6 separate regions of the Mus musculus genome follow, and all the other regions are linked to region 2. A link is a loop called in an ENCODE intact Hi-C map of the cell type or tissue named here. Cell type or tissue: heart. All regions are shown on one strand.

The links. A loop is a pair of places that touch in the nucleus more often than their neighbours do. Peaks named below come from ENCODE experiments on the same cell type or tissue, not always from the same donor. Only the 100,000 strongest peaks of a DNase experiment are listed, where the experiment ranks them.
Region 1: a loop joins it to region 2, with 2.3 times the contacts of the local background. A loop is called at or near these places in 3 of 42 quality-filtered maps.
Region 3: a loop joins it to region 2, with 9 times the contacts of the local background. A loop is called at or near these places in 2 of 42 quality-filtered maps.
Region 4: a loop joins it to region 2, with 3 times the contacts of the local background. A loop is called at or near these places in 5 of 42 quality-filtered maps.
Region 5: it touches region 2 in a loop (2.2-fold over the local background); 7 of 42 quality-filtered maps call a loop at or near these places.
Region 6: a loop joins it to region 2, with 2.4 times the contacts of the local background. A loop is called at or near these places in 3 of 42 quality-filtered maps.

What each region holds. Positions count from the first base shown.
Region 1 is chrX:75,392,134-75,397,133 of GRCm38, reverse strand. Fundc2 (FUN14 domain containing 2) reads right to left here. Exons shown (of 5, transcript NM_026126.4): 5 at 1-2,824. The coding sequence ends at 2,747. Among named protein-coding and RNA genes, the nearest start is that of Fundc2, 12 kb to the right of the region's middle. In heart, no CTCF peak of the experiment used is centred here; no DNase peak of the experiment used is centred here.
Region 2 is chrX:75,511,512-75,516,511 of GRCm38, reverse strand. Vbp1 (von Hippel-Lindau binding protein 1) reads right to left here and starts at 2,215. Exons shown (of 6, transcript NM_011692.2): 1 at 2,084-2,215. The coding sequence starts at 2,173. In heart, no CTCF peak of the experiment used is centred here; DNase peaks (open chromatin) are centred at 1,931 and 2,241; H3K4me3 peaks cover 1,680 bases; H3K27ac peaks cover 758 bases.
Region 3 is chrX:75,128,662-75,133,661 of GRCm38, reverse strand. Mpp1 (membrane protein, palmitoylated) reads left to right here and starts at 2,646. Exons shown (of 12, transcript NM_008621.3): 1 at 2,646-2,937. The coding sequence starts at 2,836. In heart, no CTCF peak of the experiment used is centred here; DNase peaks (open chromatin) are centred at 2,641 and 4,891; H3K4me3 peaks cover 1,386 bases; H3K27ac peaks cover 713 bases.
Region 4 is chrX:75,671,413-75,676,412 of GRCm38, reverse strand. It overlaps the pseudogene LOC115489104. Among named protein-coding and RNA genes, the nearest start is that of 4933407K13Rik, 91 kb to the left of the region's middle. In heart, CTCF peaks have their summits at 2,073 and 2,275 (motif pointing left); a DNase peak (open chromatin) is centred at 2,212; H3K4me3 peaks cover 1,313 bases; H3K27ac peaks cover 807 bases.
Region 5 is chrX:75,414,299-75,419,298 of GRCm38, reverse strand. It overlaps Cmc4 (C-x(9)-C motif containing 4), which reads left to right and starts at 2,715. Exons shown (of 4, transcript NM_001294277.1): 1 at 2,715-2,761; 2 at 3,086-3,284. It overlaps Mtcp1 (mature T cell proliferation 1), which reads left to right and starts at 2,715. Exons shown (of 5, transcript NM_001039373.5): 1 at 2,715-3,284. It overlaps Brcc3 (BRCA1/BRCA2-containing complex, subunit 3), which reads right to left and starts at 2,671. Exons shown (of 10, transcript NM_001358737.1): 1 at 2,458-2,671; 2 at 1,706-1,722; 3 at 834-888. The coding sequence starts at 2,580. In heart, no CTCF peak of the experiment used is centred here; a DNase peak (open chromatin) is centred at 2,708; H3K4me3 peaks cover 2,506 bases; H3K27ac peaks cover 1,750 bases; H3K27me3 peaks cover 215 bases.
Region 6 is chrX:75,379,806-75,384,805 of GRCm38, reverse strand. It overlaps F8 (coagulation factor VIII), which reads left to right and starts at 4,765. Exons shown (of 26, transcript NM_007977.2): 1 at 4,765-5,000. Fundc2 (FUN14 domain containing 2) reads right to left here and starts at 2,407. Exons shown (of 5, transcript NM_026126.4): 1 at 2,355-2,407. The coding sequence starts at 2,373. In heart, no CTCF peak of the experiment used is centred here; a DNase peak (open chromatin) is centred at 2,465; H3K4me3 peaks cover 1,614 bases; H3K27ac peaks cover 1,528 bases.

The DNA.
Region 1 (5,000 bases), 120 kb after region 2:
TTGGCTTACAGTTCAGAGGTTTAGTCCATTATCATTATGGTGGGAAGCATCTATCATCTAGGCAGGCAGACACAGTGTTAGAGAAAGGACTGAGCTTTACATCTGGATCAGTAGGCAAGAGAATGAACCACTAGGCCTTGCTTGATCTTCTGAAACCTCAATCCCACTCCCAGTGACAAACTTCCTCCAATAAGGTACACCTACTTTCAACAAGGACACACCTCCTATTAGTGTCATTCCCTATGAGACTATGGGGGTCATTTTCATTGAAAACATTAACACTAATCAAAACCAAATGTATTCAATAGTGTAACTGCCTCACCCTGGTAACATTTAGGTTGTGCATGGAAAGACAGCTACCTGCTTTTTTCAGAAAATGTAATCTCCCATTTAAACTCAAGCCTGCTTGGCTATTCTGTTCTCACAATGTTGGTGATTGAACCCAGGCCCTCACAAACACTAGGTAAATGCTTTACCACTGAGCTACATCCCCAGTAATCTCCCATTTAAGATGAAGCAAAGATGCTGACTCAATGAGCCCTCAATAGAGGTTCCCCAAACTGCTTGAGGCTACTTCACTAACCACTGACCTAAACTGGAGCTTGAAGTGTGCTAATTGTGACTAATAACCCTCTGCACCACCTCTACACAAACACAAGTGGAGTCTGACCAACTTGAGGATAGAATTATAGATTTTATTTCAGACCAGGGTAGAATGTGAGTCTAGACCATTACCTATTATAACCTTTTGAAGGAACTCCAGTCCACTAGTCTATTAGTTGTAACCCCTATTAATCAGAAAGAAAGCAGATGGATCAGAAGTCAGCTACCAACCCACTAGAGAGATACTAGATGACCACTCCTCACCACATACCCAAAGGGGCATTGCAGTAGCTTTTGCTCTCACCATGCCAATGATACTTAAGACACAGGGAGAACAACATGGCTACATCAAGAATCACCATAAATGGCACAACCCCAAGAAGAATACAAAGAACTATAAAACAGATGATAGCACACAGGTGTCAATAAATATATTGTACATACAAAGAGGATTTTAAATACTGCATGGTTTTGACATTAACCATTATTAATTTTTCTGTAATAAAAAGGTATTATGATTTTTTTAAAAGTTTTATACTTTTGGTTGTGAGCCTAGCCTTTAATGGCTAAGCCATCTCTCCAGCCCTTTTTTAAAGTTTTAAAACAAAAAAATATTTAGATTTTTAGTATTGAATACATATGGCAAACAATAAAATGGCAGGTATATTATAATAATTGATAAAAAATACAATTACATGATTGCTATAGGCAAGCAATGGATACTTGGGGAAATCACTGTACTCTCTTTATGTTTCCACAGTAAATAGTGAAAAATCATCTTCAAATTTTTGAGAAAAATATATACCAAGGCTGGTTATACTACCATGTAAGGAAAGATGATTAATATGTATTACAAGTAGAATAACTTATATTGGCTCAAATAAAATCAAAACGTAGTGAGGAAATGCAAATAGGTGAATCCTAATTAGTTTTACACATCCACTGGTAGTTTCAATTTTCAAAAGTATGTCAATGTTAAGGTATGTCAAAAAAGTAATTATGCTTAATGTATGACCTTAAAAATATACTATTGCACAAAGGATCATCTACATATCTAAGAATTCATTTGAGGTAAACCTAACCTTTAACGGGAAGCTTTCTTTATACAATTAATATATTCAAAAATATTTGAAATCTATTAAGCAGTAAGCCCTGTGGGTATAATGAAGATGATAGAAGACTTAACTTCTGGAAGATGCTTTTGTAGTTGGAGTTGAGCTCATGGTAATAGCTATTATGGAATAATGTAAAGTATACATGGATTTTTATATTAAGCAATATTTCTGATGGAGATTGCATTTGATGAAAATAATTTATTACACATATGCTATTCTTATTCTGAATGCCTGGAACATCTCTTTAAAATTTTTGCTTAAGGGACTGGAGAGATGCTCAGCAGTTAAGAGCACTGGTTGCTCTTCAAGTGGTCCTAAGTCCAATTCCCAGCAACCACATGGTGGCTTACAACCATCTGTAATGGGATTTGGCACAGAGTTGAACATGCAGATAGAGTACTCGTATGTAAAAGAAATACATTTCAAATTCTTGCTTAAATGTTGTATTTCATGAAGTTCTTACAGCTGGTTTCCATAAAGACCCACCTACCATATATAATACTTATATTACTTCATGCATTGTTTGCAGAAGTTCATTTAATATTTTTAGTGTTGGTACTTACACTGCCATTTTGGCAACATAATTATAGTAAGTATAAATACCTCTCTTTCTATAGCCTAAAACCAATTTAAAAAGAAAGCATACACCAAGATACCAAAATTTTTTCATGCTTAAAGGCAAATGTATTTGGTTCCTTTTCATGTAACATGTAATAAGGTAACAAATTGAGTTTGGAAAAGGATCTTACATAGGGGAAAAGGAACATTCTTGTTAAGCTACACACCAACCAAGTAAGGAGGGTACTGGAAGAGTTAACACCTACTGTCTCTTCCAACGTGTTAAATTGAGAAGGCCTGAGAAGACCTTGCACCAGGAGAAGCCTATTAAAGCCATTCAGATTTGCTACAACAGGGAGGAAGGCACAGGAGAAGATGAGGAAGAGGAGTGCCGATTGTCCTATGTTGGAGTGTAGAAGCTGCTGGCAAGAAACAAACAACTATAAAAATAGAACAATGAAGTGAAGTTCTTAGGATGCCATGCCAAGCAGAAAGCCTCCAAAAAATCCTCCAGTCACTAGAACATTCTTCTTTACAAATGATACAACCTGAAAAACAGAAGATTTGATACTAAGTTACTTTACTACAAAACTTCCTATTCATCTAAGGTTTAGTACATACATGGATAGGCATTCTGTATGGCTATCTTATCATTTTATTATTCTCCTGACTACTTCAGGAGAAATATGAAATAATACATATCCAACATTCTGACCTAATCATTTCTTTTTGTTTTTGCATTATGTGGTGTGTGTGTAATGTGTTTATTTATTGTACATACATATATATGAATATGTGCACATACGTATGAAGGGCCAAGATTGATAGGTGTCTTCCTGGTTCACTTACATTATATACTGAGGCAGGATCTCTTGCTGGACCTAGAGATTACGATGCAGGCTAGCCAGCTTGCTCTGGTGATTCTTGCCATAGCCCTGGGACTGAAAGCAGACCACCTCACCCACCTGGCCTCACATGAGTGCTAGGAATCCAAAACTGTGGTCTTCAGACTTGCATGGCAATCACTTTACCCACTAAGCCATATCCCCAGGCCAGGCCAAATCAGTTCTTGAAGTTAAGCACTTTCCAACGATGTAAGCCATTTGCACTGTTACATTCCCATCACTCTCCGTCCATCCTCCTTGCACCATTATGCAAAGTACACAGTGTCTCTTCACTACCTCTGTATCTAGATATCCTAGTTAGCTTAAACTGTCAACTTGACACAACCAACTATTATCTGAGAAGAGAATTTCTATTTCAGTGTTTTTCAACCTGTGGTTCTTGGGTTGCCTAAGAGCATTTGAAAACATAGATAATTTGCATTATAATTCATAACAATAGCAAAATTACAGTTATGAAGTAGCAATGAAAATAATTTTATGATTGGGGGGTCACGACAATATGAGGAATTATATTAAAGGGTTACAGCATTAGGAAGGATGAAAACCACTGACCTAGATCATATTGACCTGGGCATGTTGTAAGGGACTGTCCTGATTGTTGGCTACTATAGGATGGCCTACAATACTGTGGGCAGCACCATTCCCTAGACATGAACTGTACAAAAAAGCTAGGTGAGCAGAAGCCTGTCTGCCAACCAGCCAAGAACATTCTCTGTAATTCTTGCCGCATGGTCTTTGGCGATGAATTGATTACTTGGTCAGAGGAAATGCTGTGTGGGAGAGAAAGCAGACAGCAAAGATCCACTTGTTTCTCTCTGCTCTCAATTTAGGATTAATGTGATTAGCTGTCCAAGTTCCTGCCTTGACTTCCCCTCAATGATGGCCTGAAGCCTAGAATTGTAAGCTGGATCAACCCTTTCCTCCCTTAAGTTGCTTTTGGTCAGAATACTTTATTCCAGAAACAAAATGAATCTAGGACATTATGTCTCCTTGTTTCACTTCCACTGCAGCCCTTAATATTTCCTCAAACAGAGGTCTACTAAAGAAAAATCTTTTAAAAATTACTTATATTTTCATATGTTTATCTGAGGAGTATGTATATATGAATGCGCATTCATGTGTGTGGAGGACATATATCATTTATGGCTATTTTCACTCTATATGAGGAAGTCAGGTTGTTGTGATAGAGACCATAACTCAAAAACTGAAAATATTTACCATCTGGTTATCTTCAGAAAAAGGCTACCAATCTATAATCTAAGCATTTCTACTAATCATGTGCAGAACAAACAGTTTGGCTATTTCAAAGATGAGCAGGCACAGAGATAAAATGTAATTCAAAATGTTCACATTGGCAGTACACCCCAACAACTGTGGTACCCCCACTCTTATAAGAACTAGTTAAGTACAACTACTATCTTCATTTCCTTTGTATTCTCATTTACTGACAAAGGTCATCAAATATTTCAATTACTAAGCTTTACAAGAGGCTGGAAAGACAGAAGACCCAGGTTCAATTCTCAGCACCCACATGACAGCTCATAGCCATTGGTAACTGTTGTTCCATGAGATCTGATGCCCTTTTTTAAAAGATTTACTTATTTTATTTATGTGAGTACACTGTTGCACCCATCAGACACACCAAAAGAGGGTACTGCATCCCATTACAGATGGTTGTGAGCCACTATGTGGTGGCTGGGAATTGAACTTGGGAACCCTAGAAGAGCAGTCAGTGCTCTTAACTGCTGAGCCATCTCTCCAGCCCCTGATCTGATGCCCTCTTATTGCCCCTACAAGCACCACAGGTACACACTTGTAT
Region 2 (5,000 bases):
GGCCCTAGGTTATCCCCAGCACTGGCAGAAGAAAAGTTAAAGAGAAGTTAGACATGATGCTACAGGTCTGTTATCCCAGAACTTAGGAAGTAGAAGCGAAAGGATCCAAAGTTGTCAGCCTGGACAACATACTTTGTCTCAAAAAAAGAAAAAAAAAGTTCAAGAAAGACCATTTCGGACAGTTTACATACATTATGTAGGTAATTTATTCTTTATTTTTCTGTTTTTAATGTAAGACACATGAACTTGCCTGCTTTATACATTTCTCATGTGGCTCTAGTAATAAATATGAAAATTGCTAGCAATGAAGCACACTGCCTACTCATGTGCCCTAGTCACTAAAGAATTGAGCAAATTGTGTGCCAAAGTTATCATTTTTCTTACTGATTTAATTCAATTGAATACATATTTTATTTTTCAAAATAAGTCCATAAATATTGTCACCCATAGAAACTCAAGACTAAGCAGCAAGATGGAAGTTGGGTAGGATTCAAATACTCTCAGACATAGAATTTTATGTTGTTAAAATATCATGCCACTTCCATTAGTTTTGGAACATCAAGATAATTATATAAAGTTTGGACTGCTTATTACATCGTGTTGGTATAAAATTTAACCATAAAATTTTACAGCCAGTTGTCACAGTGTCTGTCTTTAACCTACAAACTTGGAAAGCAGAAGCAGGACAGGCACTATGAATTTGAGGCCATCCTAATCCAAACAGTGAGTTCTAAGCCAACCTGGGCTGTCTCAAAAAAATAAATAAATAAAATAAATAAATAAAAGTTTATTTTACGGTAAATCCCTCAGATAAAGTTTGTATTCATTAATTCCATTTCTGAAGTTACTGCTATCGGGTTATATTTAAGACAGAATGGAAATTTATATATTTACATCCTTATATATCAGGCATTATAATAGGATCAGGAGAAATAACACAAAATTTCCTCACCTCTAAGTAGCAGAGCATGACCAAAGAGGTTCTAAAGCTCTCCTGACTGCTCAAATGCTACTTCTGGATACCTCTATTTCTGGGTTTCATCAACTACATCTACAAAATTTGAACAACAGTAACTCCCTCATAAAGTTTTGCAAATTTTCTAAGAAAATTTCTGAACCTCAGAAAATATTACTTCATGTAAAGATCACTTGAAAAATATTTTTAAAAGCACAGAACATTGAGAATACACATAAAAATTTATTCCACCAGCACATTAAAATATACAATATAAAATGTGATTTAAGTAAAAGAAAAAAAGGGTCTTTTGAAGAATGTTAGCAATAAGACAGAATATATATAATTTTTGGTACATACCAAAAAAGAATCAAGGAAATTTTGACTAAGATTTTATATGCTTCAGTACAAATATTTAACTTGGGTCGGTCCTGTTACATGAAACCTTCCAATTGCATTTCCCACAATCTTCACAACTGCATAAAATTTGTTGTCTACAAACTGCTTAAATAGTATTACTAAAAGCAAATATAAAATGGTTTCAAAAACCTAATAACAGCCGGTTGCCCATTACATAAGCCTCAATTCTTAAAAGCAAGAACACATGGACTTAACGTTTGTGCTAACGTTTACTTTTCTCAGCAGTCTGCTTCCATTCCCAAGGAAACGGACCACGGCCGTGCTCAAGCTGACTGGGTGCCACTCAGTACCCACACCCTACAAACAGCTGCTCTGCCTGCTCTCTGTGCTAAATGTCCACCCATCTACATCTCCGGCATCACTGCGGTCTTGAGCTCAATAACCGTTGCTGCTGTTTTTTGTTTTTCTTTAGGCGACAACAGGCAGCAACTGGTCAGTTTCAAGGGACGCCACGCCCCAATCCGCCTCGCATCCGTCTCCAGCTACCCAGTTCTCCTCCCTGCTCCCTCTTCTGGGCCGGGGTTGGACTACCTTTCTTCAAAGCTATCGCCCGCCAGGCCTAAAAAGCCAAGATGCAGGAAGAGGCAAAAGGCCAGACATTCCCTTCCGGGACCCTTTAGCTCTGTTCCTCCCAACGACCCAGACCTGGGAAGTGACTGGAAAGCAATCTCCAATATCAGATTAAGACGCTGAGAAAGAGTTTCTTACCACAAACACTGCTTCAGGAATCCCTAAGTGGAGCCGCCGCCCGTTTCCAGCAGCAGTTTCTAGGCCGCATCCGTCCTTAGCCGCCGCCATCTTCAGAAAGCACCAGAGCAAATAACTACCTTCTGAGGCATCGATCGTTGGCGTCAGTGATTGGATCGTTTGCACTTCAGACCCGCCTCTCTCCCTGCGAATCTGCGTATTCATTGGTGCTTACGTCGTGGGTGGTGATTGGCTACACGCATGTGACTGACAAGCTTAGAAAGGATGTGTTGGAAAAGCCAGAAGGCTAATGCTTATTCTAATGCTTAATCTCAGAGATCTAAGGAATGGGCAAGGATAAAGCCCTGGGAATTCAGACCATGCCAAACCGCAGCCCCACCTGCACCTGAAGATATCAAGAGACTACACTCCAGAGTGGCTTCTGAGGCAATCCCAATTCCCTTTTGCAGACCAGTGAACTTCATTCTGAGTGTGTATGCCCTGGACTCATAAGAAATACACCAATCTTTCTCACAAGCCACCTTCAGTGAGATACTTGTCGGCTTCCAGGTCAAAACTTTCGATATGTTTATAGTTTATGTGAAAAAAATGCCAAGAGCTGTGCTTAAATTCTTAGATCCAAAGACTTCCCAGAGTTTTGTCCTCCACAACAACTCTTTAAAAAGCAAATCTATCAATAAACCAGATATGCATAATCACTGCAGGAGACCCTGTTTGCAAATAAAAGCAAAAGTAGCTTATAAAACAAAGCAAGCCAGTATCAATTTGTCTTAGTCAGGGTTTCTATTCCTGCACAAACATCATGACCAAGAAGCAGTTGGGGAAAAAATGGTTTATTCAGCTTACGATTCCATACTGCTGTTCATCACCAAAGGAACTCAGGACTGGAACTCAAGCAGGGCAGGAAGCAGGAGCTGATGCAGAGGCCATGGAGGGATGTTCTTTACTGGCTTGCCTTACCTGGCTTGCTCAGCCTGCTCTCTTATAGAACCCAAGACTACCAGCCCAGAGATGGTCCCACCCACAAGGGGCCTTTCCCTCTTGATCACTAATTGGGAAAATGCCTTACAGTTGGATCTCATGGAGGCATTTCCTCAACTGAAGCTCCTTTCTCTGTGGTAACTCCAGCTGTGTCAAGTTGACACATAAAACCAGCCAGAACAACATGGCAGGGAAACTATAGCCATGAAATCTCAACAATATGGTTGCCTAGCCAAGTCCTACATAATGACCCCAGCAGCATACACGTTAATGGGAATGAGGGAAATTTCACACAGCCCTACACTAGATGATGAACTACAATCAGTCAATGGCTGCTGAGGGAGGGAGAATCAATTTTCTCCAGAGACAAGCCCCCCTGATAGGTTGCCAAATCTTAAATGGTCAGCCCCAAGTACATGTACATATGAACAACATTAAATGTACTCAGTTATAAGTTTATATAAGATACAGTAATAATCATACAAGAAGGGACCATGAATCCAAGAGGGAGTGGGCAGGAGTTAAGAGGGAAAAAGTTAGGGTGGGAAAAATAGCAAAAATAAATACATGATAAAGTTGAGATGAGATTTATACAACTTGGGAAGCCTTTGTATTTAGTTCATATATGGTTTTGATAACTAAAAAAAAAAAAAGACAGTAAAAATAAAAATGTTCTCTACCACTAAAAAACACCCTGTACACATTTATATAATTTAAAATAAAATAAAATCTTTAAAATAGTTCACCTCTTCTTGTCCTTTGTGTCAACTGAAATGAGAAAGTAAAACCTATTTTATTGAAACTCATGAGCAAAGAGGGAGTTTTTTTTTTTTACGAACAATTCCTACCTTTAAATTGATTAATAAGATTTCAGTTTGCCCCAAATTCTATAATATTACTCCTAAAAAGAACATTCTTTTTCTCCATTCCTCTTCTTCCTCCTTCTTTCCCTCTCTACTTTGCTCCCTTCCCTTCTTCCCCAATTTTCTCCCTTCTTTCTTCCCTCTCAGGGACCCTGCTTGCATGCATTCTAAACTAAGCAAACACCCTACTGATGGACTAAATTCCCAAGTATAGGAATTACTCATTAGCTGGTGCTTTCAGCATGGATGATTTGTCTGTCATATCCTTTTGAACGCCCTACAAAAGGAAAACTATTTGAGATTTTCAAATTAATATATACATAATACTTTATTCTTGAGAATTTTACATGTGCATACAGTACATTTTAATCATATTCACCCCTGAACTCCCACAACTCCTCCTAGATCTATCCTTCATTTTCCACCCTTTGCAACCTTTTGTCCTTTAATTACTTTTTGTTTTTAACAAAAGCCAAAGGTGGAGTGGAAGCTTTGAAGCTGCAATCTTCCATTGAACATGGCTTCACCTCTATTTGCAAGAAAAAAGAACAATGTAAGTGGTTATCTTTTCAACAGGTTTCATGGTGAGCAAGTAGTCACTGTGATTTCTTTTTTTAAAAAAAAAATGTTCCTATCTAAAGGAAATGCAGAGACAAAAATGGAGCAGAGACTGAAGAACGGCCATCCAGTGACCGGCCCACCTTGGGATCCATCTCATGCACAGACACCAAACCCTGACACTATTACTGATGCAGTGTTGTGCTTGCAGACAGGAGCCTAGCACGTCTGTCCTCTGAGAGGCTCTACCAGCACCTGACTCAGACAGATGCAGATACTTACATCCAACCATTGGACTGAGCCCAGGGACCCCTATGGAAGAGTTAGGGAAGGACTGAAGGAGTTGAAGGGGATGGCAACCCTATAGGAAGAACAACAGTATCAATAAACCCAGATCCCTGGGAGCTCCCAAAGACTAAAATACCAACCAAAGAGCATGGGGTGCGGGGTGTCCAACCCTGCCTCCCCTGCCGCCACACATATATAGCAGAGAACTGCTTTGTCTGGCCTCAGTG
Region 3 (5,000 bases), 380 kb after region 2:
CCCAGAACAATTAGAACAAAATTAGTTACAACTGATTGACAGGAATGGCTGAATAGGCAAGTGAGAGTCCTGTAGCCTCCCACATACCCTCCTTCTATAAGAGTAGGTTAACAGTCAACAAACCCAAATATGATGATCTTTTGCTAGCAGATACAGATGAATTAATGAAGATGGTGGCTGTTTGGCTAAGAGGATAGAGCTAAACAATGTCTTTATACATTCATAATAGAAACATTTCTTGCTTTTATATATTGAAATGTCATTATATTTATTGTTTTGGGTTTTTTGTTGTTGTTGTTGTTGTTGTTGTTGTTGTTGTTGTTCTTGTTCTTGTTCTTGTTTTTCGAGACAGGGTTCCTCTGTATAGCTCTGGCTGTCCTGGAACTCACTTTGTAGCCAGGCTGGCCTAGAACTCAGAAATCCGCCTGCCTCTGCCTCCCAAGTGCTGGGATTAAAGGAGTGTGCCACCACGCCAAGCTTATTGGTTTTTGTGTGTGTGTGTGTGTGTGTGTGTCTACATGTGTATGTGAAGGATACTTAGAAAGTTGTATACACTCACGTATGTATAGATTCACAAACCCCATGCATATATAGAAATGGGAGGATGACCTTATGTGTTTTTCTCTATCACTCTTCACCCTATTTTCCTTAATATAGGGTCTCTCACTGACTCTGGAGCTATGCTGGCAGCCAACAGATTCTCTTATTTCTCTTCATAGCTCTGGGGTTACGAGCATGTTTGGCCATGACCAGCTTTTTAAGTGGTTGCTGGGAATTTAAATTCAGGTCTTCATGCTTGAACAGTAAGTTATCCTAACCAGTGAGTCAGCTTCCCATTCTCTCATAGTTTGGGGATTGTTTGTTTCTGAGAAAGTGTTTGGTATAGCTCAAGTTGGATTCAAATTCACCTTGTAGCAGAAGCTGAGTTTAAACTCAAGATTCTCCAGTATCTACCACCCAAGCACTGAGATTACAGGTATGTGCCACTATGTCTAGTTCTCTTTTGTTTTAAAAAAGTTCTTTTTCTTCCCAACAACTGGAGCAGGTGCTATCCCAAAAGCTGTTGCCTGTAGGTGGGGTATACTCTTCTAGCTGGGCTGCCTTATCTGGCCTCAGTGGAAGAGGATGCACCTAGCCTCACAGAGACTTAATGTATCAGGGTGGGGGAATACTCAGGAACCCCCACCTACTCAGAGGAGAAGGGGGGATGGGAGAAAGAATGGTAGGAGGAGGTGACTGGGAGGAGACAGTGAGCAGGATACAAAGTGAATAAATACAATAATATATATGATAAAAAGAATAAAAAGACTTGATTATGTGTCATGTTATAAAAATATATAATTACATTTTCCTTAAAAATATATACTCTCCAACATCCATATATTTAAGTGGAATAAAATATTCTGATTTTTTAAAGTTCTTTTTCTTATTTACTTATTATTAGTTTTGTTTTGAGACAAGGTCTTATGTATTCTAGGTTGCCCTCAAACTTACTGAGTGACTGAGAATGACTTTGAACTTCTGATCCTATTAACTCCACCTCCAAAATGCTAAGATTATAGGCACGCACTATCATGAATAGTGTGTGCATTACTGAGAGTTGAACCCAGGGATTTTGCATGCTAGCTAAGCAGTCCGCCAACTGAGGTTCATCTTCATTGTGTATCACATAAACCAAGGTTCCAATTTCATCCTTTCCAGTTCCACTGTCAGTTAATGAAAGGCCTTATTTACTCACCTAGCTGTTTTTATTATTGAGTACCTTTGTATATGGGCACAGAGGTGTTACATAGTTGATTATTCTGTAACATTGCTCAGTGTATTCTCTTCCTCTGTACCAAGATCTCCTCCTTTGCCCTTCTCTCCTCCCCTTTTCTCTTCTCTTCTCTTTTCTTCTCCTCTCTCTCCACCTAAAAGTAATTCTTCTAGGGACGGGGGAGAGTGTAAGCTATCAATCATACAAGCTCTGAATTTTAGGACAGGATTCCCAAGGAGCCTTTAAACCCAGTAAACATTCATTTTGTTTAGAAAGTCTTTCATTAGTCTCCAGACCATTTGGAAGTTTAGGGCGTTTACTCCAATTCTTGAAGATTATTTGTTCCATTTGCTTCTGTTGATTCCTAGAAATTGTGTGGCATTAACAACAGGAGATCTGGCCTAAGGTAAATAAAACCAGTTTGCTCTTGAGGGCAGTCCCATCTTTCCTCGCTGAATAGCATATACCAATGTAAATGATGGTACCAGCAGCACACTTTTACAAGTCTAAACCTGGAAAGGTGCATTGGCCTTGGGACCAATTTAAGAGCCCCTACATTCTTCAGGGTAGCTGGTTGATTCCTGATGTCAGGAGCAATCTGGATGTAAAGTTCACTCAGCTAGTTGCAACTCGTGGTTGGTAAAAGAGCTGCAGTTGCAGTAGTTGGACATTTTGGGATCCGCTTCGGTAGTTCACAGGTCGTGCGAGTAAGAGAGAGAATGGAAGCTCCTGTCTCGGAATTTTATCTTTTCAGGGATGCTGGCTGCGCATCTCGACAGGGCCCGCAGAGGCGTGGTTAGAGCGGAGCTTTCAAGCAACGCTAAACTGCGCCTTCTCCAATCGCTAAGCACAAGGAAGGCCAAGGCGTGGGTGGGCTTAGGGGCGGGCCAGGGTGGAGAGTAGGCGGAGCGTGGGTACTGCTCTGCTTGGCCCTCCTGGCTCTCAGCGCAGCTCTTGATCCCTGCCTCCTCCGCCGCCTTAGTCTAGCTCGTCTCTGAACAGGCCGCAGTTCCCCGATTTGCGATTCCTGGGCTCAAAGCTCTGCGGCTACTGCGTCTGGTTGTCTCTGCTCCTGAGAGATGACGCTCAAGTCGAGCGAAGGCGAGGGAGGGAACAGCATGCGCACCGCACTTTCGGACCTCTACCTGGAGCACTTACTACAGAAGCGTAACCGACCTGAGGTTAGCGGGACCCCTGGGGTCCTCTGGGTTCGGGTTGGGTCTAGGATCCAGGCCTTTCCATCTGCTGCTGGATTTTTCCTATCCATGGCCTTGTTCCCAAGCGCTCTGTCCCCGGATGGCCAGATCTTGGGTGTCTTGCCCCCAGGGTGGAGGCCTTAGCACTGGGCCCGATTCCTGCTGAGATCTGGGTGTGGTGGATAGTTGCCTGGAGCAGCCCTCCTAGGTGAAAATCCCGAGAGGCAGGCCAGGACTAAATGAATACTTAAGGTCAAAGAAAACTTGCTCATGGATGGAAGTCTACTAACAGACTTGAAGAAGGAAAATAAGACTTTAAGGAACACATCCAATAGTAGATCTGCCTGGCTGTTATTGAGCGTTTGTGTTGTTTCACAGACATGGTTGTGAAAACCAACTTCGTGCTCTAAAAAGCTCACACATTTCCCTCTGCATTTCATTTCAGGGGGTCTCCTTGTGCTATGCTGTAAACTAAGGTAGCATTCATATTCCAGTGTTAGACAGTAAATAGTTATTAATCTAATATGTCAGGCCTCCAGAGGTGGTTGTGATTAGATTCTATGTAACATGTCTCCCCCTCCCCATTCACCTACGGACCCTGCTCCCTCTGCTCCCCAGTCCCTTCTCCTGGGAGATTTATGATGCTGCTTGTGATACAGCGAAGATGGCTTTGTGATAGGAAGGTACAGCTATTAAACAACATACATTACTTACACAAAATGTTCAAAGATGATACTAGATGAAACTGAGGAAATAAATCCAAAAACCTTTACAGGAATGGTAGCTATTATGTGTTTTGATCACTTTTTTTTTTTTGATAAAGGGAAAAAAAGAAAAAGTGAAGAATTAATACGAGAAAAAAATCCATATTATGACAGTTGTATTCTGGTTCCTCAATTCTGGAGCTCTGTTTCCTTTTCCCTATCTCTGGTGTCATTTCCCCTCCCCAAGCTAGTTTTGGAAGTATGGTTATTTAATCTTGCCTTTCTATGCTCCACACCCAAAGTCCTCTTTTAGTAACACTGACAGAGCAACTCACTGCTTAGGGGAAGAAACTGTGCACCAATTAAATGTCAGCAAATTTTATCTCTCTTGCTGGCAAGTAGGAGGACATTTTGCTTTTTTTGTTTATCTGTTTGTTTCTTGCTTTGAGACGCTGTCTCACACTAGCTCAGGTTACCTTGTAGCTTACTCAGTTGCCCCAACTGGCCTTGAATTCCTTGCAATTCTCCTGCCTCAGCCTCCTGAGTTTATAGGCACTATATGGGCTAACATGTCAGACTTCAGGACATTTTTAGTGTCACAACTAGATGGATTTATTTTTTACAGCAAGAAATTATCAGACCTCCCTCCAAAGTGTCATGACTGCTGAAGGAAACATCTATTCCTGATGTTCTAGTTCAGTGTCTTATTTAAGGTGAGCAAATAAAGTGCAAAGAACAAAACTTAATGTGATAAAAATTCTAATCTACTTAAGCCACTGTGGCCACAATAAAACCAAATTCCTATCTGTAAGGTATCTAGGTCTTTCTGGTTTTGAAAAATAAAATCATAGATATCCTAGAAGTGAAGGACAGAATATGAAGAAGACTAACAGACTATACTAGGTACTGAGAAAACTGGGGCAAAGACTAAATAATTTGAAAATAGTACTTTTTGTTTTTTTAGTTTAAATTCTCTGAAAACACAGACCTTGAATGGAAATATCCTCTTCAAATGATACAGCCAAACCTAAGAAGGAGTCTTTTTCTCTGGTAGAATGATAATCAGGAGCAGACTCACTGACCATGCTCCCTACTGATTCAACCAAGACTTGTTTTCTGCTATTGTACATGGCATTGAACCTTGGTGTCTCTGCACAGGCTGTCCTGTTTGCCCTTTAACTCCTAGATTCTACAAAGTGCAGGCTTCAGCAATGCTGGCCACTCCACAGTGCTTCACCCCCTACACCTCCTTCAGAGGAAACATCTGCAGCACAGTTCAAAGGGCAGAGACAGTTTCTCAAAGGAAGTTGAAATAAAAAAATAGATTGAAAAAATTGGCAGGGG
Region 4 (5,000 bases), 160 kb before region 2:
TTAAGGATCTTTTTAGGGTTCTTGAGTGTTTTTTCAGAATTTTAGGTTTTCTTTAGCATTTTAGGTTTTTTTTTTTTAGGATTTTAGGGATTTTTATGGCGTTAGGTTTCTTTTTTTTTTTTTTTAAAGGGCTTTATAGTTTTTTGGGGGATTGAGGTACTTTGGGATTTTTTAGGTTTCTTTTTAAGGGTCTAGAGTTTTTTTTTAATTAAGGTTCTTTTAGTGTTTTTTAAATTTTTTTTGTTTTGTTTTCAGCGTCTTCGAGTATTTTTAGGGTTTTTAAAGTATTTTGGGGTTTTTAGGGGCTTGGGTTTTTTTTTTTTTTAAGGCTTTAGGGTTCCTTTAGTGTTTCAGTTTTTTGATTTTTTTTTTTAAGGATTTTTTCGGTAAAAGTTTTTTTTTTTTTTTTTTAAATGGTTTTGGGTTTGTGTGTGTGTGTGTGTGTTTTAGGATCTTAGGGTTTTTTAGGTTTTTTTTTTTTTTTGAGGGTTTTAGAGTTCTTCTAGAATTTTCAGGTATTTTAGAGTTTTAGGTTCTCTTAGTTTTTTTTTTTTTGTTTTTTTTTTTTAAGGATTTTAGTGTTTTTAGGTCTTTTGTTTTTTTTTAAGGCTTTTCTTTTTTTCTTTCTTTTTTTTTTTTTTTTGAGATTTATTTTTAGGGTTGTTTGAAGGTTTTGAAAGAACCTAATGGGGAAACCCCCACTCAACTCCCAATTCAGCATGCACCCAAGAATCACGAACAGAACAGAACGCCTTGATGTAAAAACACGAGGTAGTTTAATGGCAGAGCACTTGGTCGAAACATATCTCACGCAGGAGACAGTGGATTCGACCACTAGGCTTGGAAGCTAGGGGTTTTTATAGAAAAGGGGCTGGGGCTGGGGGAGGAATTGGCGCGGTTTCACATGTTTGGTTCATTTAAACATCAGCAGACTGTCAGAAGGGTGGGAGATAGGGAGGCGCCTGGCCAGTCTGACATGTTTATCTTTATCTTTATCTTTATGGCTAAGCAGCCTCAGGCATGTCCTGGCCTGTTCTGCTATGTTCTGAGCCCCAGGTTTCAAAGCTCAAACAGCTCTTTGGGCTACTTGACATAAATTACATGAATCACAGGTCTCAAGTTTTATTTTCTTTCAGTTCTTGACTACTTCTAGAATTTTAAGGTATTTTAAACCCCAAAATATAAAACCCTAAACTTTTTTTTTTTAAATCGAGAACAACAACAACAACCCTAAGAAATACAGTAAAATGTTAAAATAAAATAAAGCCTAAATTAAACCCCAAAACCCTAAAATACACTAAAATCCTTTAAAAAAATGAAAAAAACACTAAAAATACTAGAAGCCTGAAAACCAAAAATCTCTAAAACACTCTTCTAAAAACTCTACGAACCCTTTAAAAAACCCATAGAAATCTAAAAACAAAAAACAAACAAACAAACAAAAAACCCAAAAAACCACAAGAAGCCAAAATATCCCTAAAACTTTTCTTTTTCTTCCTTCCTTCCTTCCTTCCTTCCTTCCTTCCTTCCTTCCTTCCTTCCTTCCTTCCTTCTTTCCTTCTTTCTTTTCCTTGCTTTCTTGCTTTCTTTTCTTTTTTTCAGTTTTTTGTGACTGTGTTTCTCTTTGTATCCCTACCTGTCCTTGAGGTTTCAGGATTTTGATGTATATTTAGTTGTTTTGTTTTGTTTTGTTTTTTAAGGATTTTAGCTTTTTTGAAAAAAATAAAAAATAAAAAGCTCCGCTCTGGTCGTAGGCCAAGGGCTCAGATCTGCCCACAGCGTTAGGGCTGAGATGAGGGTAAGCCGCCTGGGTGGGCGGGTCCGACCCGGTGACAGGGTTTTAAATCAGTCGGTTCCCAGGAGGTTATACCCGGATAGGTGGGTGCTTTTACCCACGTGGGAACTACAGCTCCCAGCATGCCCGAGATCCTGTGACAGACAGGAAGTGCGTCCCCAGTGCTCTTGGGAGACGTAGTTTGTGTGTGGACTATAGGCGTTCTCTCTCGCCACCTGGTGGGTATGAAGTGCAACTGCAGGCCAGACAGGAAGTGCTTCCATTTTGGACAGGAAGTGAGCCCCGGCTTCTCATGGGAGATGTAGTTTATGTAGGGCTTAAGTCTACTCTCTATCGCCACCGGGTGGCCAGATAGTGTAACTGCAAGCCAACAGGAAGTGCCTCCATATTGGACAGGAAGTGAGTCCCAGGTCTTCATGGGAGATGTAGTGTGTGTCTGTCCTAGGTCCGCTCTCTATCGCCATCCGTTGGCCACAAAGTGTAACTGCAAGTCAACAGGAAGTGCTTCCATTTTGGACAGGAAGTGAGTCCCAGGTGCTCATGGGAGATGTAGTGTGTGTAGGGCCTAGGGCTGTCCGCTGTCGCTACCCAGTGGCCACATAGTGTGACTGCAAGCCTACAGGAAGCACCTCCATTTGGACAGGAAGTCGGGCCCAGGTGCTCATGGAAGATGTGGTGTGTACAGGGCCTAGAGCTAATCTCTAGCGCCACCTTGTGGCGAAATAATGCAACTGTACTCCTGGTTCTCTGGCTCAAGTGGACGAATCTGGGCCCTGAACCCAGGCCAGAGTTCCAGAGTGGTGTGGCCGAGCCGGCTGAGTCCCTGGGCTGCCGGTGGCTCAGATCCGCGGGCTCTGTACCCTTTGTACCTGTAGAAGCAGGGACAGAGTCTCTCTCTGTCTCTCTGTCTCTCTCCTCCTCCCTTCCACCCGGGGCTGCCTGGCATCGGCGTCTGCCAACGAGAGACCCATCCAGGCTTCTAAGAGTCCTGCAGCCCCCAGATCCTGGTTCTCCCTTCTCACCGGGGACCAAGCCCGAGCCGTGCCTGCATCCCAGTTCCGTCTCTCCCGGTTCTCCCTTCCTTCTTCCTTCCTTGTGACCTGGCCTGACTGGCCTTTACCGTCGCCCATGCAGCTCGGGTCTCTGTATGTCCCTCCCTGCCCTCACTTACTTCCTTCTGTGCCTCATGGGGATGAATCTGGACCCGAGTCCCTGCCGGGGTTCCAGGCGAGCGGTGTGGCTGCATTAGTGATGTCCCCGGGCGGGCGGGCAGCGGCTCAGATCTGCGCCCCTGCTCCCGTTGTACCTGTAGAAGTGCAGGGACTGGGGCTCTCTCCGTGTCTCCCTGTCTTGCCATCCTCACTTCCCGGGCCCAGCCTGAGTTCGTGTTGGCCCAGCCAGTGCGTCCTCCCTGCCTCCCCCATCTGTCCCTGTCTCTGTCTCTGTCCCTGTCCCTGTCCCTGTCCCAGTCCCATCTCCCTCCCTCGCTTCTGATCTGGCCTGCCTGGAGTTGCCCATGGCCTGTGCAGCTCGGCTGTCTGTCCCTGTCCTCACTTCCTTCCTTCCTTCCTTTCCACCCTGCCTGCCTGGTGTTTGGCCACCACCTGTGCAGTTCAGGTTTGTCTGTCTGTCCGTCAGTCTGTCAGTCCCCTGTCTCTCACCCTGCTTGCCTATCTGTCCTCCTGTCCGTCCGTCCTGGTCCTCACTTCTTCTTCGCCTGTGCAGCTCAGGTCTGTCTGTCCCCCTGTCTGTTCCTCTGTCTGTTCCCCTGTCCGTCCAGGTCCTCACTTCCTTCCCACCCAGCCCATGGCCTGTGCAGCTCGGGTCTCTCTGTCTCTCCCCCCTGCCTGCTTGTCCCCCTGTCCCCTTGCCTGTGCCCCTGTCCATCTGTCTCTGTCCCTGTCTCTCTGCATGTCCCCCGGTGTGTCCCTCTGACTCCTTGTCCGCTCATCTGTCCCCCTTGCCCCCTGCTTGTCTGACTTCTGTCCTCCAGATCAGGTAAGTCTATGCCTCTGTCCCTCTCCCTACCTCTAACCCTGTCTGCCAGTCCATCTGTCTCCCTCTCCCCCTGTCTGGCTTCCTTCATATACCATGTTCTACAGTGTGCCTTTCTCATTTACCATGTTATTCAGTGTGAATCCCTCATATTCCATGTTCGACAGTGTGTGTTTCTCATTTACCATGTTTGTCAGTGTGACTCCCACATATACCATGTTCTACAGTGTGCTTTATTCATTTTCCAGGTTTTATAGGGTGATTTCCTCATATACCATGTTCAACAGTGTGTGTTTCTCATTTTCCATGTTATACAGTGTGACTTACTCATATACCATGTGCTACAGTGTGCGATTCTAATTTTCCATTTTATACAGAGTGACTCCTTCATATACCATGTGTTACAGTGTGCGTTTCTAATTTTCCATGTTATACACAGTGACTCCTTCATATACCATGTTCTACAGTGTGTGTTTCTCATTTACCATGTTTTACAGGATAATTCCCTCATTTACCATGTTCTACACTGTGCGTTTCCTTTTTTCCATGTTATACAGTCTGACATGCTTATATAACATGTTCTGCAGTGTGTGTTTCTCATTTTCCGTGTTTCTCAGTGTGACTCCCTCATATAACATGTTCTACAGTGTGGGTTTCTCATTTACCATGTTTTACAGTGTGACTCCCTCATATAACATGTTCTATAGTGAGCGTTTTCATTTTCCATGTTTTCAGTATTTCCTGACATATACCATGTTCTACAGTGTGCCTTTCTCATTTTCCATGTTTTTCAGTGACCCGCTCATATACCATGTTCTAAAGTGTGCATTTCTCATTTACCATGTTATACAGTGAGACCCCATCATATACCATGTTCTACAACGTGCATTTCTCATTTAACATGTTTTTTAGTATGACTCCCTCATATTTTATGTTCTACAGTGTGCGTTTCTTATGTTCCATGTTATACAGTGTGACACCCTCATATATCATGTTCTACAGTTTGCTTTTCTCATTTACCATGTTTCTCAGTGTCAATCCCTCATAAACCAAGTTCTACAGTGTGCCTATCTCATTTACCATGTTTCTCAGTGTCAATCCCTCATAAACCAAGTTCTACAGTCTGCGTATCTTATTTACCATGTTTCTCAGTGTGACTCCCTCATATAACAGATTCAACAGTGTGCATTTCTCATTTTCCATGTTATAC
Region 5 (5,000 bases), 97 kb after region 2:
AGAGTCTTTCCCCCTGGATGTGGATTCTCCATGCAATAGTCTGGGAATCCAGATGAAATTAAAGAAAGAGAAGAGCAGGGCAGGCTAGTTCCATCCTTCCTGAGCTAGTGCATGTAGCATTGTATCTATCACCAACAGCCACCAGACCCAATAGCCTTCAGCCATCCAGTGAAGATGCACACCAGCTAAACTCCTGGGAGTTTCTAGGCCTGCAGTAGAGCTACAGCATTTATCCTCCTTGAGCTGAGGCTTTCATTTTCTTGATTTAGCCTGTATGGAATTATCCCACTCTCCAGCAAGCACACGGCCAATTTTGGACCACCCAGGCCCCAACTGGGTAATAAATCCTATAAATTTCCTCTTGTAAGAAAGAGATTTCAATTCTATTGCTTCTGTTCCTCTAGAAAACTTTAATACAGGAATTAAGGAGGCTTAGAGGTTATAGTGAAGGAATTTGTATATAGGAAATAAAGATAGTAAGTAAGTAAGTAGATGCTTTCCCTAGTAGCTTGGAGAAAGGATAAGAAACAATTACTTTTACTGTACTTTACAGACTCCTTGGGCTCTAATATATTGAAGGAAAATCTAACTAGTTTTATACAATTAGCCTAGAGAATGGCAGGAAAACTGAGGTGGGAATGAACACTCAGGAGAAAAGCCAGAAACTAACTAGGTCCCATTCTCATGAGATTTTTCATCTGATTTTAGTATGGAAAAAAACTATGCTGCACAATTACAAAGTGGATTAATATCCTGGCTGAAGTCCTCAAACAGACTGCTGAACTTTCTCCCCAATCATAAATTTTGATCATCCAGAATTTTATCATACATACCTTTTCTTGGACTGTGCGCATTTCCGTTCCAGTGTATGTAAATTTGGAGTCACTCCTATTGGAGATAGATTAGAAAAGAGAGTAATTGTGGTTTAGAATAGAAAAAGGAGTCAAGGAAAACTAACATAAACAGTTTTTGCAATGTAACCTTAGCTGAAACAGAAGAGGGAGGAAGAAGAACAGAGTAGATTCCAGGTTTTAAGGAGAAGGCTTGATAAACAATAAGCTACGCTTTGCAGTTTAAACAATAGAGACTCAAAGGTTTTACCATCTCTGAAGCTTTTAAGCTACTAGGATCTGTAGGATTCACAGGGGTGGGACAGAAATCCACTGATAATTTAGATGGGTAATGGGTCAACAAGGGAAAAGCCTCTCAATATGTAGGCATTATCTGCCATAAGGAAAGTAAGTGGCCTATCCCTGGTGTTTCAGGGAAGAGAGATATAAAACAAATAAAGCGAGAAAATGGAATGTAATAGAACCAAATGTCAAGTATATTGATAGTCATTTTTAATAAGCTGCCTTTATTCCAGTCAACAAAGTTCTATTCATTTAGCTATTATGCAGTAATCAGTTAGGCTCTGGATCTCCAACAAAATTCTATGTTTAAGAACTTTTACAAATTCACTTATGATGTTGGTTTCTTCTGCCAGATTTTCCACATAGGAGCATATATATTTTACATAAAGATTATGCTATGATATAAGGTTAAAATGAATCTTTAGGATCACGGTAGAACTCAGATTATAGTGAGGCATCTCTATACTGTTAATATTAAGATAAAACATGTAAATACTGTTAAAAAGTTGCTGTACTTCTTCACTAAGAATCAGTTTAGTTTATAATATGTAAATAAACAAATATAGTCTTACCTTATGTCATCATTCAACTAGAGTAGGAAAGAGCAGAAAATATTAATGACACATTTAGTTAGTTATAGGGATGCACATTTACATGAAAATTAGGCCATATGTTCACACACAACAGTATGAAAGACTGGAGAATTCATTCTGAGTACTTTAAAGCTACACTGTACTTCCTCATCTACTTTCAAATATCTGTAACATTTAACCACAAAGAGACTTTGGAGTCCATGAAACCCTTCTGTTTGAGTTCTTTGCTGGGCTTTAAAAATGCTTTAGTGATAGCTAGCTCTGCTTCACATAGGAAAAACTGGTGGCAAGACACAAGGCTGTAACCTGGGCTACTGGTTTTCTAATATCTGGATAACTCATGCCAGAATGTGTTTCTGGCCTGGTTTGCAGTTTTAATCACTGGTATGATAACCCCCATCCCCTGAGTTCATGCAGACCGCTGAGGGTTTACAGGAACATAAGCATGGATCAGAGCGCCAGAAGAAAAGTACCCCGCGACAGCATTAAAAACTCAAAGGAAGCCGGAATCCCAGCACTCGGGAGGCAGAGGCAGGCGGATTTCTGAGTTCGAGGCCAGCCTGGTCTACAGCGTGAGTTCCAGGACAGCCGGGGCTACACAGAGAAACCCTGTCTCGAACAACAAAATAAAACACCTCAAAGGATCCAAATCACATCCCTATGGCCTCCCAGCCGCCTCCAGGAACACAGGGTATTGATCAGCAAGATTTCAGCCAAGGTGGCCAACTTACCTCCCCTATACACAGACCCATCACTTCCTCCTTTTCTGTGCTCAGAGCATGGTTGAGACAAACTAGGAAAGCGTCAGACTCAAGATGAACCGCCTGCACAGCTTGCACCACCTGCACCGCCATCTTCTTTCCGCTCACGTCCGCCAAGGGCGCACAGCGGCTCGTCCAACCCGGCGCTCAGACGCAGCGACCAGCCCTTAGCTTGAGGCTCCGCCCAGCCCTGGAAGAACAGCGCGGGTTCCACAGGGGCGGAGCCTGGGGCTCAGAGGCGGTGCCCGCCTAGCAGCACCTGGGAGAAGAGCGGGTTGGTCTCGGCTAGCAAAGCATTGGGACGTTGGGTGGTGGCTGGCGAAAGAGGTCTACGCGTCAGGCTGGGCAGCTAGCTGGGCAGCAGGGAGGCGGTGTTCCCCCGCCGGGGCGGACGTAGGCTGTGAGTAGCTCCAGGCCGCCAGGGCAGACGCCTTCATAGTGCTGGCGCCCATTTTGCCCGCCCGCTGATGAGAGCCCGGCGCGGCCTACATGCGTCACGGACAGCACTTTGAGGCGACATCGCTGCGAATAAAGGGCCTCTTTTGAAAGTCGGTCCTAAAACAGTTAAGGTTTTATTTTATTTTCTTTTATTTCCAAGTCACAGCCCTTGGACCACTTCCGGCTGCTGGCCTGCACCTCCTACCTTCAGTTCTAGTGACCTCGGCTCGGGATGCCCCTTGGTTCGTCCTAGGCTCACAACGCGAACCCTGCTTGAGTGTCCCGGGGTGGGGGACCTGGAAGTTTTAGCCTAGCTGTGCTGGAGGCGGAATAATTAGTCCAAGAAACATTTTATTCATGTGAGTAGCCTTTGACAGAAACAGTGTTTTACTGTATCTGAAAAAGTAACTCCAGTTTGCTTGCTGCTACTTTTTACAAAAGCTTTTAGATATATATTTGTCTGGTACAGGAAGAGAAGGATGGAGGGACTTTATTGTTCAAGTTTGAATGTATCACATCAAGTAACTAATTATAGAAAATTACAGATTCCCTCTGATCATTTCCTTGGTGTCAGACATGGTTAACTTATATATAAAACTAATTTTATTTTAAAATATGCCAATGAACTGAGGGGAAAATATACAAATCTTCCTTAAAAAATTACAAGTTTACCAATTACACAAGGGGTTTAGTACTGATTATAAATGAATGCAAAATATATACCACACAGCCTCCACATCTCATATGCTTTTGTTTGAATTTGTTTTTTTTAAAAATTCCTTTTGTAGTTCTGAAGCCAGACAGATATGGCAGTACTGGAAAGGGAACATATTGAAGGTGTTACTTGAAGAGGTGTTGATGCTTTGCTCTTTTCTCCCAAGTCAGTTCCAACCTAAGTCTCCATACAAATACTGTCCCAAGTCCAGAGCACTGTGGTACAATATATATGCTAGCAACCTCTGTTTTTGCCTAATGCTTAGTCCACATCTTTCCATGATTTAAGTTTTATAATGATAAAGATTGGAGAAATTGCAGGGGTGTAATTGGACCTATCTATATCTTCTCTCTAAGTTTCAGTTTTATATCATATGTTATTTTCAGTTACTGTTCATAGCTAACATGTCCTGCCTTGATGGGGCAGCATGGACTGCTCATCTTACTATATTTGCTTAAGGGATATTTTTAGTTTATCAATTTGTTTAGCTACCTTCAAGAAGAAAAATACTTTTGTTTGTTGATTTTAGTCAGTCTCATATTCTAGAGTGTTCATGCTACCTATCATAGCTCCAAACATTTGACTGGAGAGGGAAGTAATGATTAATATTTATAGCAAGCTTATTATAGGCTAAAGACTCTACTAAGAATTTACATATATAGTGTCTATGAACTGCCTCAACTGGAATCAGGCTCTGCAACCTCTAGTTGTGTGAACTAGTAGACTAGTTACCTAACTTCTGTGTGCCTTATATTCATCACCTTTAAGTGGGAATAATACTAATCCCTGACTCATAGCATCCCATGAAGACTGTAAAGATCAAATGGGTTAATATACCTAAACGTATGTTAAAACCTATGAGAAGTGTTTACTAAGTATCATTACAATCAATGTGTTCATAATTTTACACCTCAGAGAAAGTGGAGGAAAAAGTAGGTTGTCTGATGGTCATAAAGCTTCTCAGTGACAGAAGCGGGATTCATTCATCAGGCAAGCTGATACCTAGGCCTGTATTCTTTGCCAACTGAAGTTATAATTGGATGGCATTATTAAATAACTTCAAATAACTAGGGCATTCAACTTATTGATGCTAGTTAAAAAACTTAAACACCTCAAAATTAAAGCAAATCATATTCTTTTAAAGAAAAATATATAAAATCATCCTTTCTGTAAGGAAAAATGATGGTTCTACTTAAATTACAACCAAAGAAAGCTCTTCTGTATTCCATCATTCATTTAGAACCTAATTTACAAAGTATCTAAAAATAATTTGTCTAAGTCAACATGGCTTTCGGAATGAAGGCAACTTTTATGGAGGAAATCTCTTAGTGGTTGTGATAGCTGTAAAGTTATGCAAACA
Region 6 (5,000 bases), 130 kb after region 2:
ATAAATAATAATCTAAAAAGTCTACAGTTGCATATACAGACTATTTTTCTCAGAGGCTAGAGTGGACTTCCTTAATACCATTGAAGCTAAGTTTAAGAGGTGACTGTCTCAAGTGAAGGAAAGGTCAAGGACCTAGAAAAAACTGTCATCATTTTAAGTTCTGGCCTCAGAAGCTATTGAATTTTGCTACCACTAAACTGGCCTAGAGTAGTTCCCATCCAGATTAAAGAAGAGAGAATATATATTCCAATTCTTACTGGGATGGGAATATCAAAGTCCCACTGAAAACAGACCATATGAGAAAAGTCAATCTTCTATATGATAAACGGCAAAAAAAAAAAAACCCAAAAAAACAAAAAAACAAAAACAAAAACAAAAAAAACTTAGGAAGAAAGTTTAAGAGTGTTCAAACTTTCAAAACTACAGTATAATTTAGAGCCACCTAAATTAAAGGTTTTTGGGGCTGGGAGCAGTGAAACAAAGTTTCTCTGTGGAGCCCCAGAATTAACCAGACTGGTCTCAAGCTCACAGGGATCCACCCACCCCTGCCTCCCCAGTGCTGGAATTAAAGGTGAGTGCCAACACTGCCTGGCTAAGTTCAAGATTCAAAAGGCTATAGTATTCAATAAGATGTTGCATTGATCCAGACATTATTGTCGATGCCAAAAAGTGCTTGCTGACAGGAGCCTGATATAACTGTCTCCTGAGAGGCTCTGCCAGTGCCTGACAAATACAGAGGTGGATGCTCTTGACCAAATATTGGACTGAGCACAGGATCCCCCAATGGAAGAGCTAGAGAAAGGACCGAAGGAGCTGAAGGAGCTTGCAGGCCCATAGGAGGAACAACAATATGAACCAACCAGTACTCCCAGGGACTAAACCACCAACCAAAGAGTACACATGGAGGGACATGGCTCCAGCTGCATATGTAGCAGAGGATGGCCTTGTCTGTCATCAATGAGAGGAGAGGCCCTTGGTCCTGTGAGGGCTAGATGCCCCAGTGTAGGGGAATGCCAGGACCAGGAAGAGAGAGTGGGTGGGTTGGTGAGCAGGGGAAGGGGGGATGGGATAGGGGGTTTTCAGAGGGGAAACCAGGAAAGGGGATAACATTTTAAATGTAAATAAAGAAAATATCTAATAAAAAAAAAAAGAAGAAGAAAAAGCCAGGCAGTGGTGGTGCATGCCCGGCAGAGGCAGGCGGATTTCTTAGTTTGAGGCCAGCCTGGTCTATAGATTGAGTTCCAGGACAGACAGGGCTACACAAAGAAACCCTGTCTCAAAAAACAGAGAGAGAGAGAGAGAGAGAGAGAGAGAGAGAGAGAGAGAGAGGATGTTGAATTGACCTAAGTATACACAAAATTAGTTGAATAAGAAGTATAGAAATACATTTACATATACTATTATATCATTTTCCTATCAAGGTACTCAGGTAACTCCACAGTACAAAGCAAGTCCTTTCAATAGTGTTAGAAGCACTAGATATTCATATATATATATTTAAAAACCATATACAATACATTCAACGTATGGCTCTAGTCAAAAGTGGGATTTAGTTGGGTATAGTTCCACGCACTCTAGAGGCTGAAACACAAGGATAGCTGAGTTTGAGGCCAGACTGGACTACACCAAATTATCTGTTGATGGTGGGTGAGATGGGATGGATAACAATTAGAGTCCGCTCATTAAACACTGGTAAACAACATTTACAAGCCTTGTCTATAGGCCCAGGAAAACAACGATAATTATTGTAAGCACTACAATTATGTAAGACAAGATTTCTCAGAAATTTCTAGGTATTCTGCTCAGCAATTGCATCAAGTGTAATGACTGTGAGCTTAATGAATTGACTGACTTAACGTAACTAAAGAAAAGAAAAGAAAACGGACAAAAAGAAAGAAAAAAAGTGCTCCACTGGGATTTTATTTTGAGTGGGCCGACTATATCTCCTACTGTTTTCAAAACAATCAATTAGGAAAGTACCAATGAAAATGAGGACTGTAGGTGTTTGAGAGGCAGTAAGAGACAAAAACACTCCTGTCAGGGAGCCAGATCGCTTCTGAGAACAGTAACTGGATCTCCCTAGGGACACCTCGGTAGGGGCGGCACTGAAAGGCTAGAAGAGCTAGGCAGAGATAACATCCCTGGGTAACTCAAAAGCCAGCTTAAGTATGACCTTGGCCAGATCCCAGAACACCCGCCAGAAAAGTCTCCGCGCTGCCCTATCCAGGTGCTATTGAAGCTCCCTGGGGAGGGAGGAACCCAGCAAGCGACTCAGCATGCAACCAGCAGTACTTCACTCTAAGCGACAAAGGTGATTCCACCCCTGGCCCTTGCGCGCGTGCTCCCGCCTTTACCTTGACTGTTAGCGGCCATTTCGGGGGCGCGGGGGGGGGGGGGACCCTAGTATCGCGATGACACAGCTTCAGACCACGAGACCAGGAACAGGCGTTAGTCATCCGCAGCTGGCTTCCGGCAGGGGGTGGGGGGGCAGATATTTCCAGTCCCTTGGCAGTCGGAGACAGCGGGGCCTGGTCCCATTAGACATCTTTCCTGTCCTGGAGCAGCTGCTACAACCACCTCAGCTGCAGCCCCACACTTGCGCAGAGGAATGAATGCTTGCTACGTGTGCAGAAAGCTTCTCTGCCTTGGTGGTGACAGAGTTTATCTCACCTTTATTTTTTTTAATTTATTTTAGATTTTGCATATTTATGTAAACAATGAACTTATGTTAATTCTGACATTAATTTCAAGGCTGTTTAAGTTCAGGAAAACACATCTTACACTTTTTAAAAGCATTCCAACCACTTAATAATGTACACTTGTATTATGACTGCTGCTTCTTCCGCTTTAAAGTTTTTTTTTTAACTTTGTGTATATGAGTATTTGCATGTGTTTGAGTACAGCACGTGTACGCAGTACCTGAGGCCAAACAGGACTTCCGATCCCTTGGGACTGGAGAGGGGAGTGATACAAATATCTCAATTAGAATTGAGCACTTTATTGCCTCTTATCCTCTGTACATATACTAGTTGTGAGTCTATTAGAAAAAAGAAGATTCTTAGATGAGGAGTGAAAGATCCCCTATTTTATCGGTATAATAGTAAAAAAAATTGGGAGGAGACAGTTTATTTTTGTGTCCATTTAGGAAAGCAGTTCTTCCCTATGACTTAGGCAGCCATGGGGTTTTGGCTTTCTAACAGGTATCGGTTCTATCCTGTGGAGTGGGCCTTAAATACAAACATGAAGTGATTAGTTACTCCTACTATATTTATGCCACTACCATAGCAATGAGGCTATTTTGACATATCAGTCATTATATAGTACCTCACAGGGTTCTTAGATGCTTTGTAAGACTGTCAATAACTTGTCACCCCAAATAGCACACATGTAACCTTCCAGCACTGTGAAATCTTGTCAGTGCCAGCTTGATTTCCCCATGTTTTATGACTCAACTATGTTGTGTCATCAGCAATACGATCTTAACCATGAAGTTCTGTAGATTGCCAAAAAATTGGCAGTACCTTATAATGTTTGGGGGTTTATGGAGCCAACAAACTCCAAAAGAGGTGACCCATTCCTGGCACTGGGCTTTATATTTGTTACCCTGCAGTGTTTAGTAGGGACATTGTCATCCTGATGTAGGGGTAACTCCATTTAAATTCTTATATATGTATACATGTATATTTTATTTAAAAAGCTTCTACAGTAGTAGGTTTTCATATTTTTTTCAAGTATCTTTAGTGTTAATAATCACTACCCATACTCACTTCTCTCTCCTGCCCTCCTATCCTTACCCCACGTAACCCTTCAACTTCTCCTGTTCCCTTTTCATATCAACTGCAGTATATCCCATTTCCCTTGAAATCTGCCTTCCCTTGTTGGCCCCTTGCTAGTTTCCTGATCTCTATGGATACTCCAATTTAAGACAGATATCTAAAGATTCAGAGTTAGCATTCACATGTGAGAGAGAATCTGAGGCATTTGTTTTTCTGGGTCTAGGTTACCTTATGGAGAATGATTATTTCCAGCTCTATCCATTTACCTGCAAATTTAATTTCATTTTTCTTTACAGCTGAGTAATAAATATTCCATTGTGTGAATGTACCACATTTTCATTATCCATTCTTCAGTTGGTGGATGTTGGCTCTTTCCTTTTTCATTCAATTATGAATTGAATGGCAATGAATATGGATATACAAGTATCTCTATAGTGGAATGTACAATCCTTTTAGATGTATGCCCAAGAGTGATATAGCTGGGTCATATGATAAGTTTGTTTCCAGCTTTTTGAGGAGGGAGGGTGTCTTAGTTAAAGTTTCTCTGGCTGTAATAAAACACCATGACCAAAAGCAACAGGGTTTATTTCAACTTATACTTCCATGTAATAAACAATTCACTAATCAATTTCACTGATGGAAATGAGGACAGAATCTCAAAAGGGCAGGAACCTGGGTGCCAGAACTGAATCAGAGATCATGGAGGAACATTGCTTACTGACTGATCATTATGTCTTGATCCGCCTATTTTCTTATACAATTCAAGAACACCTGTCCAAGAGTAGCTCTGCCTATGACTACCTGGGGCCTCCCATAGTAATCATTAATAAAAAAGCAACAGCAAATAAAACATATGGTACAGGTATCCTATCTGGATCTCTAGGCCATGTGGGCAGCTGGAAAGTTTCTGCGGAGAAAGTAGGCTGGAATCTGGTGAATCCCAAAGTGGAAGCTTTTACATTCCATGCAGACTCCAGAATCTTCACTATCTAGAGTTTCTTTGCTACAGGTACCAAGGAACAGTCTTTTAGAATAGGCTAGGAATTTAAATACACCTGAACGCCCCTCCTCAGTATTCTGTTCCTTTTCTTAAGGATTCAAACTTGTTAGGATGCACCCAGCAGGAAATGGGTTAAGCCTTAGCTCAGCCACTCTTCCTATTCCAGTTTTCCTGTGCCTGCTTCCTACTACCCAAAAGGAAGTAATCCTTTCAGATCTGTTTTG